2 separate regions of the Homo sapiens genome follow, and region 1 is linked to region 2. A link is an interaction called in ENCODE POLR2A ChIA-PET data of the cell type or tissue named here. Cell type or tissue: MCF 10A. All regions are shown on one strand. Links, peaks and the distances in the headings refer to the core of each region. The heading gives the core; the rest is flanking DNA. Region 1 has its middle 14 kb from the start of TGFBR3. Region 2 overlaps TGFBR3 (transforming growth factor beta receptor 3).

The links. ChIA-PET counts read pairs that join two places held together with the same protein. Peaks named below come from ENCODE experiments on the same cell type or tissue, not always from the same donor. Only the 100,000 strongest peaks of a DNase experiment are listed, where the experiment ranks them.
Region 1: POLR2A ChIA-PET joins it to region 2 with 11 read pairs; 4 of 35 experiments call an interaction of 5 or more read pairs at or near these places.

What each region holds. Positions count from the first base shown.
Region 1 is chr1:91,899,108-91,902,024 of GRCh38, forward strand. It overlaps a transcript of TGFBR3 not described here. Among named protein-coding and RNA genes, the nearest start is that of TGFBR3, 14 kb to the left of the region's middle. In MCF 10A, for the core only: no CTCF peak of the experiment used is centred there; a DNase peak (open chromatin) is centred at 1,604.
Region 2 is chr1:91,844,126-91,847,042 of GRCh38, forward strand. The region is part of intron 2 of TGFBR3 (transforming growth factor beta receptor 3); the gene reads right to left. Among named protein-coding and RNA genes, the nearest start is that of TGFBR3, 41 kb to the right of the region's middle. In MCF 10A, for the core only: no CTCF peak of the experiment used is centred there; DNase peaks (open chromatin) are centred at 1,076 and 2,046.

The sequences.
Region 1 (2,917 bases), core at 316-2,815, 55 kb after region 2:
TATTATAATTTCAAAATTGTTGAGAGTAAATTTCAAATGTTCTTACCCCCAAAATAAGAATGTGAGGTGACAAATATATTAATTAGCTTGATTTAATTATTCCACAATGTATACATCTATCAAAATGTCAGCTGGGTGCCATGGTTTATGCTATAACCCCTGCACTTTGGAAAGCTTAGGCGGAAGGATCACTTGAGCCCAGGAATTCAGCAACATAGTGAGATCCTGTCTCTACAAAAAATTTAAAAATTAGCCACGTATGGTGGCGTGCACTGGTAGTCCCACCTACTCAGGAGGCTGAGGTGGGAGGATCACTTGAGCCGAGGAGGTTGAGGCTGCAGTGATCTGTTATCACACCACTGCACTCCAGCCTGGGCAACAGAGTAAGAGAGTCACAAAAAAACCTTTCTACTAATCACATTATGCCATGTAAGCACTTAGATAGATGGCTCATTCCACTTTTCAGGCTCAAAATAAAATGCTTTTTATGCTGACATCTTGACTTAGGTGACTTTTCCCAGGTACTCACCACCAAAGATCTACACACAAGGATTCTCTGCCGTCCCTCTGATGTTGTGTCCTTGCTTTGACTACAAATAAAACAAAGAACATTAATTGAGTATAGTTGTAGCAAACTTGAGTTTTTGGCTGAAAATTAACATTTATACAAGAACTCCTGAAATACCAAGAAACTGCTTTGGCTGGGCACAGTGGGCACTTGTAGTCACAGCTACTCAGGAGGCTGAGGCAGGAGAACCACTTTAGCCAGGAGTTGAAGACTATAGTGTGCTATGATGGTACCTGTGAATAACCACTGCACTCCAGCCTGGGCAGCATAGTGAGACCTGTCTCTAAAAACAAAACAAAACAAAAAGAAACTTCTTTGACTTTTCTTGCACAGTTGACTTGAATTTTGTGCATAGATATTTGGAGTAGTTAAAAAAAAAAGATTCTGAAATATACTCCTAGATATCCCTCTCCATTCATATTAAACTTACTTATTTTACATCATTTTATTTTATTTTGAGATGGAGTCTCACTCTGTTGCCCAGGTTGGAGTGCAGTGGTGCAATCTCAGCTGACTGCAACCTCCACCTCCCAGGTTTAGAGATTCTCCCACCTCAGCCTCCCGAGTACCTGGGACTACAGGCGTGTGCCACCACACCTGGCTAATTTTTGTATTTTTAGCAGAGACAGGGTTTCACCATGTTGGCCAGGCTTGTCTCAAACTCCAGACCTCGGGTGATCTGCCTGCCTCAGCCTCCCAAAGTGCTGGGATTACAGGTGTGAATCACCACGCCCAGCCAAACTTAATTATTTAAATCTAAGTTGTTAGCTGTTAGATGAACCGTTTCTAAACTAACAAACTCACCGTTTTAACAACAGTAACACTTAAAATCACTACTAATGAAAATTCTAAATATGCAAACTGTAATTTCCTAATGAAATAGCTAGTTTTTTCTTATAAAACAAAATAGAAAAGTATCACATACAAGAAACTCCACATCTTGACCATTTCTACCTTGCAATATATATTCTTGACTCACTCTTTTCTGTTAGTGCCAAAGGCAACACTGACAGTCTTGCATAATCCACAAGGTGGTCCAACATTAATACTCTCTGGAAAATAGTTGGGATGACAGCAAAGCTGAATCATCATATCACTTTACAGTGTCTCAAAGTATCAAAGACTAAAACTGTGATTGCCCCACTCTCTGGATATTTCCCCAGTGGTGCCTATCTTGAAAAAGCAAATTCAAGAGACATGAAAAAAAGTTATTGGGTTTGGTTTTGTTTTATTTGAGATAAGGTCTTGTCATGTTGCTCAGGCTGGCCTCAAACTTCTGGGCTCGGATGATCCTTCTGCCTCAGCCTCTGGAATACCTGGGACTATAGGCATACACCACTGAATGTGGCTTCTCATATGGTAATTCTATTTTAAATTTTTTAAGAGCTCTGTATGCCATTTTCCATAGCAGCTGCACCATTTTACATTCCCACTAACACTTTACAAGGGTTCCAGTGCCTCCATGTCCTCATCCTCACCAACACTTGTTATTTTCTGTGGGTTTTGTTTGTTTTTAAAATAATCATATATACTTTTTGTTAGGTGTATTTTTATTGGGTCTTATCCTCTGAAAAATATATAACAACTCTTCATCAGTCCAAATACTTGGTTAGTTGGAACACATACAAATAATATCCAAAGAAAAAGAAGTAGCTTCTCCAGCATGGAAGAAAAGGATAGTCAGAAGTAATATCTGAAAATATGCAATGAATGGAAACTACATCCAAAGATTATAGTGAAACAAGGCAATCTCTATGCAATAGGCTGATTATTTATGTGATTAAGCTGACAAGGATTTACATCTGTTTTTATTCAGCTTTTTGTTTAAATAATAGCATTGTACATTCTCATATTACAAATGTTATTGTATACTATTATATATTATAACATGTTTAAAGACATCAAACTAACTTTTTCAACTGTTCTTGAAATTTTATGGAAATAAACATTAGAATAAACGTTGTGGGCCAGGCTCATGCCTGTAATCCCAGCACTTTGGGAGACAGAGGTGGGAGGATAGCTTGAGACCTGGGTTAAAGACCAGCCTGGACAACATAGCAAGACCTGGTGCTTAAAAAAAAAAAAAAGTTAGCCAGACATGGTAGCATATACCTCTAGTCCCAGCTACTCCAGAGGCTGAGGTGGGAGGATCACTTGAGTCCAGGAGTTTGAGGCTGCAGTGAGCTATAAACACGCCACTGCACCACTCCAGCCTGGGCAACAGAGCAACAAAGCAAGGCCCTGACCCTCCCCCACCCCACCAAAAGAAAAAAAAAAAAACGGTATGTGTTCACTGATACTCAAGGAATTTATAGATTTTCCTATCAAAATCAGTAGGCTCCATTAATT
Region 2 (2,917 bases), core at 96-2,595:
TCAGCAACACTAGCCTTCAGCCTTAAAGAACATATCTCACAGTACACACTGAGCTTTGAGTTCCTACAACTTAGAGCAAAGGCAGCCAGGCCGATAACTCACTTTAGCAATAGCCTTAGTTACACACCCCTGAGCTCACTCTCCAGGAAAGTCAGAGGGAGTATCAGTTTTCATCATTATTAATGAAGAGTAGATTGAAGAGGATAGCATTACAGCTCTAAAACAGAGGTTCTTAAACATAATTCTAATAAGACAGACATGATGAATCTTGTTCACATTTGGACACACTAGAGTCTTCAAAAGAAACTAGTGAAAACTACAAAAGCAGTGCTGAAAGAAATTAAGGAAAACCTAAACAAATGAATGGGTGTACCATGTTCATGAATAGCAAAACAGATACTACAGGCAACAAATTATGAGCACTTTTCATTCTATCACTTGTAATCCTAACTTCTCTTTCTCCCTTTGAAATATTTTTAAATGCAAATAACCATACTTATTTTAGAATAACCTTGAATTTAGTTTTATCTTTTTGAGGAAAATCATTTAAAGTCTTCAATTTAACTATCAGTTGTAATGTTATTCATGATATCTCACAACCTAACTGGGATATACAAGTAGGTCTTGTTATACAGAATTACCTCTCCAAAATAAAAGCATAATGAGACCTTTTAACCATAATAAAGCAGCAAAGAAAAATCATAGTCTTTTGTCAGTACAAAGGCTTTCATAATTCCTCATAGCTCTCAGATCTGTGTTTCTATCAACTCAAAAAGTTGGCTGGGAGTCATATGACAGAAAGGGTTAAAAATACTAAGCTGCTACTCTAGACCTGCTGGCTGAGGAGCAGGCAGGTTGCCCAGGGTTTCAGGATAGCCCGCCTCACACAGAGTAAACGTAGGGGATGCTGTACACCCAGGAATAAATTCCTCAACCAGTGCATACTCTCCTGAGGCATTCTTGTAAGCTTTTTCCAAGTTGAGTAATAAACAGAAATAATAGATTTTTGGGGGCCTTTCCTGAGTTCAGGGAGATCTGACAACATCACGAAATGTTTCGGCACAGTCCTCTGAAATTTTTCATTAGAATTCTTTTCTTCTGAATCATGTTAATAAAGTAAGATTTGGTCTGGGATTTGTACATAAGTACTTACTCACATGTTGCTCAAGCCCAAAAGGACAAGAAAAAGACGCTGAGGCCTGTCAACAGGAGGCAGGGCCAGGCTCAGGAACTGGAAGATTACTGGATGGATGTTTTCAAACAGAGCTACACACAGCTCCCTTATATAACACTCAATTGGCTTTTAGATAAGTCTGAAATATCCTTCTATACTTTGATCTTCAGCTGTCTCCGTTGCCTTCAGAGTCAACAGAAACTGGCACTTGGCTCCAAAAGCCTCAAATCTCTCTCATCTATAAGGGACAGGGACTTCTATTATTTGTCTACAATTTGTCAAGCTGAGTTAATTATAGGTGTTATCATTCTATATGTCAAATGTAGCAAAATAATGCAAACCTGTTTACCTGTTTCTTCCTTTCCTGCATGTAGTATACCCTGACCTTAAATTGGCATGCACTTGATTTCAAATGAAGATTTTTTTAAACAGCATCTTCCAACTGCAGTAGCAGTTGGAAAATTCACTTTTTGCTGACCTGGGCCACCTAAACAGAGGACATGAGGAACCTGACTTGTTTTATTTTAAGAAGAAAAAACTATTTAAAGCCCTGATCCTGGCTCCTTTGAACATTTAACACTTAAAACCTGAATTGTTACACTACAAACTAGAGTTCCTTTTCCTCTATTTAAGAAGAGGCCCTTGCGAAGAATTTATTTAGTTAATGAAAGTTAAACAATTGTGTTTCTCTCACAAAACAAAAATAAACAAAACCTCTTGAAGATGGTCTCTGGGCTCTCTAGGTCTGCAAGTGTCCATATGAGCTCCCTCACGGAGAGCCTAGAGCAGTACACTGGCAGTTTAGAAAACAATATAGCCACAAGCACTTCTCCAAAAAGAAAAGCAACTCCCCTCTTGGCCCAATTCCAAAACGCAATTGAGCCGGGTAAGGTCCAAGCTAATCTCTGTACCGTCTCTCTGCCAACTTTCTCCTGCAGGCATTAGGTTTTTCAGCATGGGCTTTGCAAATAATCTAACAATTAATTAGTGCTTTTGAATTCACCCCATACCATTAATGGAACACTGCCAGACAGCCTTTGATAGGGTATTTCTAGAGCTAATTAAGCTTGGCAAAACAGAGGACACAAACTTCCTGGCACTCACAAGGGCCAGGCTGAGACCTGGCAGGTGACAGACAGTAAAGTTGTCCTTACAGATAATCCTGGGGTGATGAAAATGGCAGGCTGCTTGGATCAGGCTCTCGGAGTCCTCTATAATATGCCAGACCCTACTCTCAAATTATATAACTATCAGGCTTTTCGCATTTGAGCTATTCTTTCACCCTGAAGACATTTTTTTTCTTCTGAGTGAAGATTTGATACTTAAAAGTTTGGTATTGCTTCTAGTCCACACCCCATCCTGTCACCCCCGAAAAGGGTTAGTTTAGAAAAAAACAAAAAGTTGTATACTAGGTTTTTTTTTACTATATCTTAAAATAAATCTCATCTCAAAATGTCCTTCTTCCAATCAAAGAGTCCTTGCATAATCCAAGATTTCTCACTCCTATAACCTCAGTCACGTGGGAAATCTATTTTTTTCACTATCTAATGTCACACAGAATTCCAGACTGCTCCACATGCATGGACAGCAACATAAACACATTTTTGGGAGGGCTAGAAAAAAGCTAGCAGGGGGGCAAAAAGAAAAAATATTGTTACATTCCTCAGGACTTTTCTGGTTCAATTTCAAAAGCAGAATGACCACCACCTGAGTCTTGCGGCGAGCTCCAGAGCTGTACATAGG